2 separate regions of the Homo sapiens genome follow, and region 1 is linked to region 2. Evidence: read pairs that join two places in POLR2A ChIA-PET (ENCODE). Cell type or tissue: GM12878. All regions are shown on one strand.

Region 1 (5,000 bases), 590 kb before region 2:
ATTTATTTTTCCCTTGAATGGTTAATTAATCATTTATTGAATAATCCATCCCTTCTATACTGATCATACTTTTATTATTACTAAATTCTTTTGTGCATTGAAATCTGTATCTGGGCTTTCTAGTCTTCCTGTTCCACTGAACCGTGTTTCTATTTCTGTATCAGTATTAAGTTTTTTGTGGCCCTATAATAAATTGTGTTCTCTGCTCTTTGAAGTCCTCCTTCTTTACTTTCCTCCTCTACCTCTTTTCAGATAAATTCTGGATATTCTCACAGACCTTCTATTTAATTAAACAGGCAGGTGAGCCATGCTCAGTCTGCTCTTCCTGCTTTCTCACAGGTTGCTTCTCATATCTGGAATTTGCCCATTTACCCATCCAAAACCTTAAACTGCCTTCTCAATCCAATAAATATTTATTGGGCACTTACTATGTATTCACTGCTGTGCTAGACCCATGAAAGTATACAGTTGGTTAGAGCAGCCCTTTGTAAACTTATCATTTTATTGTGGAAATAATATATAATATTCAGTCATGGCATGGCTAAATAACAATAGAAGTGGAACAATGAAGGCTGATATGTCCTAAGGGAGTTCTGGGAGAGCCAGGAGGGAATCTACATAGAGAAGATGAAACCTGGGATGAGTCCTGAAGGATTTAAACAGGTGGGGAAAGACTAGGAGGGCACAGGAGAGACTAGTAACAATCTCTCGGTTTCTGTGCTTTCCCTGCTTCCTTTTAGGTACAGAAACCCCACCCATCACACTAAGCTTAAATTGGACACGTAGTTGCTCAGCTAGTGACTACATTTCCCAGCTTCCCTTGTAGCTGAGTATGGCTAAGTAACTAAATTTGGCTTAATTAGATATGAGCAAAAGTGTGCATGCAATTTCTGTGTCATCTCTAGCTTGAAGATAAGCCACTTGCCTTGAAACACTGTCATGGCAGAAACCTAGCTTTGACTATGCAACAAAGACAATCCTTCAGAGGACAGTGGGACACAGTAGAAGGACCTTGGGCCCTTCAATGACTTTGTGAAGCAAAGCTACTCAGATAGTGTGAACTACCCAATTAGGTAAAAGAAAAATAAGTTTCTATCTTATTTAAGGCACTGTACTTTGGGGTCTCTTTGGGACAACAGCTTAGCCCTTACCCTAACTGATACAGGTAGAAGAGGACAAGAATGGGAAGCATTTCCTCATTAGTCTCCTCTGAACACGGTAAAAGGTTAATATTAGACAACAGAGGGCAATAACAACAGAGAGGTGAGTTAGTTCCTCTTGTACAAAGTTTTCTCCCAACTATTCCACCATCTTTAAGGGTACAGTGTCTAAACTGCACATTTAGCACTTGGTTTTATGTCCTTTAATATTGATTGTTATTGCTTTATGTATGTTAATCTTATTTCCCAAACTAGATAGCTCCTTGAGGGAGAGGACCATGCCATCTTTTTCACTGAGCTCTATGAGTATGGCACTCTGCTTCTTGATGGCCCTGTGGTTAGTGGGCCACAGAAACTGTCTCTTCCTTCCTTGTGTTCATGTCTAGAAGGAAGTGTCCCATTGGAACATACCTGATTTAGATTGGGCTGGATTTCTTTTCCCAGAAATTTCTGTATGTGTATGTGGGGCGGGGCAGGGGGGTGCAGGTACAGACAGAGAGGGAAAGTGAGACCTTTAGCTAGATTACTTTGGAAACCAAAAGACACTTAAAAATACATAGAAGAGCAGAGTGATCAGAAGACCAAGAGCAGAGTGATCAGAAGACCAATTTACAAGGAAAAGCAGGACGAAGGAGCAGGTACACAGAGGAAGCCATAGGCCCTGGAGGGAGATGCTGAGACCATCACATCTAGTGGCTATTTACCATGGGCCAGGCACTTTGTGCTATGCACCTTCCATGGATTAAACACAGTGACCAGAAAACTATCCGGCTCCCCTCATCAACCCAGCTGGCTCCCTGGATCTTATTTCCAGTAAAACTGTTTTTACCTGAGCTACTTTGGGTTGGTTTCTGTTTCTTGCAATCAGATGTAGCTTAAGACAATCATCAAATAGAATGAACTCAGACATTTGATCTTCAGATATTTAGTGAGGTAGCTCTATCCTTGAGTTCAAAATAAGTAAAAAACTGAAACCACAAGAAACCCCACTAATATTTCTTTTTAAAACCCAAACCACAATGGTTCATTTCCTCTAAAACACACTAGTGACACCTGATGGAAGCTACTTCACACTCCATATGACAAAGTTTCAAAACCATGTTAACATCAGCAATACAGCTGTCCAATATAACATAAAACTAGAATTCAGAAGGTGAAAATATTTCACGTTTTAGCTTTAGTATTTTATTTATTCAATATGCTAATTTTATAGTACTATTTAAAAATTTTAAAAATTCATAAAATTCTTCAAAATGATTTTAAAGCATTTAATATCTTTCTAGTATATTTATCACTTTTCCCTTTAAATGTCACTGATTTTGTGAATAAAACAATGGCTTTCAAGAACAATTAGTTTAACAAATATTTCAATATAAGTGTTTTTTGCTGTCTAAAATAATATATAAAATAAACATGGCTTTCATTGTTCAAGAACTTACTATTTTTATTTACTTTATTAAGACTTATTTAACCATGTTCTCAGTTTTATAGCAATGTAATTAGTTTTAACTGTTTTTTTTTTTTGTTTTTTTTTTTTTTGAGATGGAGTCTTGCTCTGTCGCCCAGGCTGGAGTGCAGTGGTGTGATCTCGGCTTACTGCCACCACCACCTCCTGGGTTCAAGTGATTCTCCTGCCTCAGCCTCCCAAGTAGCTGGGATTACAGGCATGCATCATCACAACTGGCTAATTTTTGTATTTTTAGCAAAGAAGGGGTTTCACCATGTTGGCCAAGCTGGTCTCAAACTCCTGACCTCAGGTGATCCACTCGCTTCGGCCTCCCAAAGTGCTGGGATTACAGGTGTGAGCCACCATGTCTGGCCCAGTTTTAAATGTTTTTAATTAAATAAATACTTAGAAAATAATAGTTTAGAGGCAGTTTAACCTAATGCCTACATCCTTGTCTAACCATGAATACAAGATTGCTACTAATTAATCATGTATATATTCCCAATAAGAGAAAACATTCTCTGAAACTATGAATTTCACTAGTCTTACAACTAATATTTTTCAAAATACATATCTCAGCCGGGCACAGTGGCTCACGCCTGTAATCCCAGCACTTTGGGAGGCTGAGGCGGACAGATCATGAGGTCAGGAGTTCTAGACCAGCCTGGCCAACATGGTGAAACCCTGTCTCTACTAAAAACACAAAAATTAGGCGGGCGCCTGTAATCCCAGCTACTCAGGAGGCTGAGGCAGGATAATTGCTTGATCCCAGGAGGCGGAGGCTGCAGTGAGCCAAGATGGTGCCATTGCACTCCAGTCTGGGTGTCAAGAGCAAGACTGTGTCTCAAAAACAAAACAAAACAAACAAACAAAAAACACATCTCTAATCTAAAATTTTCAACCCATGCATTAAAAGAAAATGTCTGCTAAAGTATGTCTTGTCACCAGGTAAGTGAACAGAAACCAAACATACCTGTGTTGGAGGAGGGATTCCCCACCCTCTGCAGTGCAACTGGGTCACCCCCTTAATTGCACAGAATCTAGTTTCATTATCTCCTTTCTCCACAAGCATTTACTAAGAGCCTAAAGTGTATTCAGTGTCAAAACGGGAAATTCAAAGTTTAAAAAGGCCAAAGATGGGGTTTCTATTTTAGGCTTACAGTTTAATTGTAAACTGATATCCATATCAAACACAATCATCTTTTTAAAATTTCAAACCAATATAATATAAACAGTTTTCTTCAAGCTCAAGAAATAAATCTCTAACTTCAGTAAGAAGTCTCTCATGTGATTATTTTATGTCTGATACCACTACTACAATTCTCTAAAAATAAAAAATTGATAAACAAGAAGTTGTGCTTCAGGACACTCGTGATTTGAATTAATTTTTTAATGCTAAACTAAGTGATACTTTCAATTTAAAAATACTACACTCTGTCTCCAAGCAATGAAGAAAATAATGACTTTATATTTGCAGAAAAGATACCACAAATGACATGAGCATTTGCTCAGGAACTTTCTACCTTATCAGCTTGGGTCAGCTTTTTATTAATTTCAGCAAAAAGCTATCCTAAAACTTAGGTTAAAAAAAAGAAAGAGGCCGGGCGCGGTGGCTCACGCCTGTAATCCCAGCACTTTGGGAGGCCGAGGCGGGCGGATCACAAGGTCAGGAGATCGAGACCATCCTGGCTAACACAGTGAAACCCCGTCTCTACTAAAAAACACAAAAAATTAGCCGGGCGTGGTGGCGGGCGCCTGTAGTCCCAGCTACGCGGGAGGCTGAGGCAGAAGAATGACGTGAACCCGGGAGGCGGAGCTTGCAGTGAGCCGAGATCGCGCCACTGCACTCCAGCCTGGGCGACAGAGCGAGACTCCGTCTCAAAAAAAAAAAAAAAGAAAGAAAAAGAAGAAGAGAAATGATGTTATCGTAAAAAAATTATAATAAACAAAACCACCAAAAAAGTAACAAATTATTATCACTGATTTGTAATGTAGATGTTTGCCAGGAAATTCAAATATGATAACATGAGTGAGTGTATTTATCCTAGACCCTGAAAGTGACAAGGCAGGCTCACACCTGTAATCTCAGAACTTTGGGAGGCCAAGGCGGATGGATCACTTGAGGTCAGCCTGGCCAACACGATGTAGCCCCGCCTCTACTAAAAATACACAAATTAGCTGGGCATGGTGGCAGATGCCTGTAATCTCAGCTACTCGGGAGGCTGAGGCAGGAGGAATCGCTTCAGCCCGGATGGCGGAGGTTGCAGTGAGCTGAGAATGCACCACTACACTCTAGCCACGGTGACAGAGCGAGACTCTGTCTCAAAAACAAACAAACAAAAAAGTGACAAAGCAGCCAGGCATGGTGGCTCATGCCTGTAATCCCAGCACTT
Region 2 (5,000 bases):
GACCATCCTGGCAAACATGGTGAAACCCCATCTCTATTAAAAATACAAAAATTAGCCGGGCATGGTGGCCCACGCCTGTAGTCCCAGCTACTTGTGAGGCTGAGGCAGGAGAATTGCTTGAACCCTGGAGGCAGAGGTTGCTGTGAGCCAAGATCGCGCCACTGCACTCCAGCTTGGCGACAGAGTAAGACTCTGTCTCAAAAAAAAAAAAAAAAAAGTGACTTGCTGCCTAGAAAAGTGTTCTAGATTTCCAAAATTTATGACCTCCTGGCACCAGTGAGACACACCCTCCCACAGATGAAAAGTAGATGCTGTTTTAGTTAAAAATAAATGGAGAGAAAAACTTCAAGGTAATTAACCTAGATATTTATTTGTATCACTGCTGTGTGACTGTCAAGTATTTGTCATTAGTTTGTACACACACCCAGCCCTACTCTCAAATAAGACAAAGAGATGAATATACTGCAAGTGTGTGTACACCATGGGGAAGGGCTGGAGGTGTGTGAGCACTATAGGACCTATAGGCAGCCTGTAATTGTCATCACCTATGGACAGAGGGATTAAGAACTCTGTAATCACCAAGATCCCCAGAATTGTTAACAACTTGTCTTCCAGATAGTTTTCATCAAAGATGCTATTATTTCAGTCTCCTTCTTTTACTTTTTAGGTGGTCCGAGACATTCTGCTGATTGGACATAGACAGGCTTTTGCATGGGTTGATGAGTGGTATGGTAAGTCAATTTCTCCAAAATAACTTGTAGAACAACTTCATGTTGTCTCGGGCTTTCTGTCCATTTGGCTTCAACTGCTACCTAGAAGGACAACAACAAAGGCAAGGCCGCTGCTTCCTGTGTTGGAAATAGCACTGTCTGCCAAGCATAATGAAGATGTAATTATAGAAGCTTGGTCTAAAATAACCACAGAATTATTGACTAAGTAGGAACCTCAGGATGTTTGATGCTTACATAGTTGATACGCATGGCTCCATCATTCTCTGTTAGATGGGTTTCAAACCCATCCTAATTTATCCCAAACTTCAAGATCAAAGCTGTCTGAAGCATCCTGTCAAGTAAAAGCAGTCCTTTGATTCAGACAACATTTGAAACCACCCCTTGCCGGGCGCAGTGGCTCACGCCTGTAATCCCAGCACTTTGGGAGGCCGAGGCGGGCAGATCACGAGGTCAGGAGATCGAGACCATCCTGGCTAACACGGTGAAACCCCGTCTCTACTAAATAATACAAAAAATTAGCCGGGCATGGTGGCAGGCACCTGTAGTCCCAGCTACTCAGGAGGCTGAGGCAGGAGAATGGCATGAACCTGGGAGGCGGAGTTTGCAGTGAGCCGAGATCGCACCACTGCACTCCAGCCTGGGGGACAGAGCGAGACTCCGTCTCGGAAAAAAAAAAAAAAGAAAGAAAGAAACTACCCCTCAACAAATATATACAGGTTCTGCAAGAATTTAAGGGCAGACAGAGGCATAGGTGCCCCGTTCATCCTAATTGAAACTATTGTTCTGGCTTTTTTTTCATGATCTGGGAAGAGTTAAACAATTTCTACACATTTGCAGCAAATGAAAACAAGGTTAGCTTCATCCCATGATGGATGGACCATCCTTCCCAGGTCCTCAGCAGTCTTGTTTTGTCCACATGAATTTTCTGCACTCCCAGAATCAGTCATCAGATGGCTACCGTCCTTGGCTATAAATAGAAAGGAACACGCCCCACCGGTGACTTAGGTTAGATCTGATTTTCAGGTCGATTGTCTAATGAAATGCCCTTCTCCTTGGCCTTTTCCAAAGTCACATTAAATTTGTTCTGAGTATAACCTAGATTGCATTTTGGTCCTTTTCTGTCATTGTTTCACCAACTCCCTCCCTTTTCTGAGCAGAAGGTACCAAAGTAAAAGGACACGTTAGACGGAAGGGGCAAAGACAGTCATTATTATTAATATTGTTAGCTATTTCTGAGCCACATTTAAAAGGCATGGTTCTATAAGCTATGGGCTTTTCTTTTTTTTTTCTTTTTTTCTTACCTCCTTTTGCAGTTTTCCCAGATCTGCACCTTCTGAAGAGCAAATGCACCTTCCTGGGTTTGTCCAAATGCAGATCATTTATGCTCTCTTATCACACACCCACAGAATGCCGCTCTCATACCGCAAAAGCACTGGCTTGCCACATTGTCATGTAGTCTCCCAGAGACCTGTCTATTTCTAGTTGTGTTTTGTGAGGCAGGCAGGAGAGTCTCCTGTGATTACTTCCTCTGATCCTTAAATAAATCTTTCTGGTTGTTTTTTTCTGGGGCGCTTTTCTCCGATTCTCAGAGGGAGCACAGACCCCAAGAAAGGATAAGAACTTCTGGTCTCTCCCAGCTTGTGCTCCTCAGAGCTCATGGTTTCCTTGCTACCAACACCAAGGAAATATCAAAAGGATATTTAAAGAATCATAGGTGCAAACTGATTAGAAGTTTGGCAAAAAGAGAGGTACCTGAAGGGCCAAAAATCTGCCACTTTGAAAACCAACACACAGGGCACTTGGATAGGTTTCTCTCTGTTGCCAGAGTGCCAAAGAAGATTTTTCAGCTAAAAGAATAGCCGGGCTCTGATCAAGAGGACAGAATAATAAAAAGGGTTTGATTAGAGGCAGGATATAGGAAGAAAACCCAGTGTGGGTGGGTATCTAGTAAATGAAAGGCCAGGAAGGCGATGGGGCCTGACTTTTCCATCTCAGCTGAGCCTAGGGCAAGGAAGAGACTTAGGGACTTCTTTTTTTTTTTTTGAGACAGAGTCTCGCACTGTCGTACGGACTGGAGTGCAATGGCACAATCTCGGCTCACTGCAACCTCCGCCTCCCAGGTTCAAGCGATTCTCCTTGCCTCAGCCTCCCAAGTAGCTGGGATTACAGGCTCCCACCACCACGCCCTGCTAATTTTTTTTGTCTTTTTAGTAGAGATGGGGTTTTACTATGCTGGCCAGGTTGGTCTCAAACTCCTGACCTCGTGATCCGCCCACCTCAGCCTCCCAAAGTGCTGGGATTACAGGCATGAGCCACTGCGCCCGGCCTTAGGGACTTCTAATAAAAGACTTAGGGACTTCTAATAAAAATTGAAAGAAAAAAAAAAACTGCCAGGCACGGTAGTTCACACCTGTAATCCCAGCACTTTGGGAAGCCTAGGATGGAGGATCACTTGAGCCCAGGAATTCGAGACCAGCATGGGCGACATAGCAAGACATCATCTCTACAAAATAAATAAATAAAATTAGCCAGGCACAGTGGTGCATGTCCGTAGTCTTAGCTATTCAGGAGACCGAGGTGAAAGGATCACTTGAGCCCAGGAGCTGGAGGCTGCAGTGAGCTATGATCGCAGCACTGCACTCTAGCCTGGGTGACCGAACAAGACCTCGTCTCTTTAAAAAAAAAAAAAGAATTCTGGGATTACAACAGGAGCCCAAGGCTAGAATAATGTATCAAAGGAAACAGGAGATCTCCCCGAATCTGGAGACCTTCAAAAGAGAGCACTTATTTACTTAGGATGAGTGAAGTGGAGGCATTTAACAACTAAGGAGTCTATTGTGCAAAAAACCTTTTCCTTATCTGAGCACAAAACAACACTGTGGGCTTTAGTGAATGTGGATCATTAGGACACCTTGCACTCCCCAGAGTGGGTCTCCCCCTGCATACACTGACATAGCCCCAGCCAAAACAAGCAGCCTTTTCACTCAGCAGTGGTCTGAGAACTACACCGTTAATTTCATGTAAGCTTCTGCAACCATCAGTACCCACAGCTGAGCTGCTGACCAGGAAAACAGTGGCTCCTTCATCACACAGATGCAGACACTCAGTGAATCAAATGAATGGAAATGACTCCTGTCCACAGAGTGCCTTCTCAGTCCCATATTCAAAGTAATTCTGGGAACTGTGGGCCATATGTGCCACTGGTACCCAGGCTAAGCGCCCACCAGCATTACCCTTCCACTCCATTTTGGGGTACCTGAAGTGGCCTATTTTTATTTGTTCTGGACAGGCTCAGTGAGACTCTCATGGAAACATGGAAACATGGAAACATGGAAAAGATCCAAAATAAATCCTTGCCTATAGCTATAGCGTCTAGCACTGGTTCTCAAAGTAAGGTCCCTGGACCTGCAACGTCAGCATCCCTAGGGTACTTGTTAGAAATGCATATTCTCAGGCCCCACCCCAAACCTACTGACTCAGAAACTCTGAGGGTCTAGCCCAGCAATTGTTTTAACAAGCCCTCCAGATGGTTCTGTTGCTGGCTAAAGTTTAAGAACTACTGGCTTATAGCATGGGCTATAAACCAGACTGGGACATTGGGTTGTAAGGACCGTTTAATTGATTCAATCCAAATAGGTTAACTAGAGAATCATAGCTGTCTGCAGGGCCAACCACACTCCAGCCTGGGCGATAGAGCGAGCCTTTGTCTCTAAAAAACAAAAAATAAAATCAATTTTAAAATGATTGCAGGAACCCAAATTCTTACAACTCTGATTTCTTGTGAGAATTAGAAAAAAAAGCTTCCCTTTAGACAGATGAATTAGAAAAAGGTGCCCCTTCTGGGCAGACTCAGCAGGTGCTCTGGGCTTAGGGCTGAATTTGAGCCCCATTTGCCTCCTCTGCTGTGTGTTCATACAGTGCACAAACTGTACACACTGATGCATGGGTAGCTCTAGATGTCTTTCTCTCTAATTAGACACACCACCTCCAGTGCTTAATTAAGAGTCAAGAAAAAAGGACATTGTTGAGGGTAGTGATCATTTGTCAGCCAAGGATGAATTTTGTATCTCTTCTGAGTTTCAGCATTTGGCTGTCACGAAACTGTTTCCCTAAAGAGATTTTATTCTGTTCGTGTTCATTGTAAAGTGTAACCATTTCCATATTGGAGGAGTTGAGTGTGTCTTTCAAAGCCGTGATTGGTCTTTATCCATGAGCCTTGGGTCTCTCTGCACGACTAGAACGCTAATCAGAGAAATAACAACAACGTAT

The links. ChIA-PET counts read pairs that join two places held together with the same protein. Peaks named below come from ENCODE experiments on the same cell type or tissue, not always from the same donor. Only the 100,000 strongest peaks of a DNase experiment are listed, where the experiment ranks them.
Region 1: POLR2A ChIA-PET joins it to region 2 with 7 read pairs; 1 of 35 experiments calls an interaction of 5 or more read pairs at or near these places.

The regions. Positions count from the first base shown.
Region 1 is chr17:67,080,176-67,085,175 of GRCh38, forward strand. All of the region lies in intron 32 of HELZ (helicase with zinc finger), which reads right to left. Among named protein-coding and RNA genes, the nearest start is that of CACNG1, 38 kb to the left of the region's middle. In GM12878, a CTCF peak has its summit at 2,218 (motif pointing left); DNase peaks (open chromatin) are centred at 842 and 2,106; H3K27ac peaks cover 429 bases.
Region 2 is chr17:67,674,812-67,679,811 of GRCh38, forward strand. It overlaps PITPNC1 (phosphatidylinositol transfer protein cytoplasmic 1), which reads left to right. Exons shown (of 9, transcript NM_012417.4): 8 at 668-731. It overlaps LOC101928045 (a long non-coding RNA gene), which reads right to left. Exons shown (of 4, transcript NR_188294.1): 4 at 345-812. Among named protein-coding and RNA genes, the nearest start is that of NOL11, 41 kb to the right of the region's middle. In GM12878, no CTCF peak of the experiment used is centred here; no DNase peak of the experiment used is centred here; H3K4me3 peaks cover 361 bases; H3K27ac peaks cover 1,159 bases.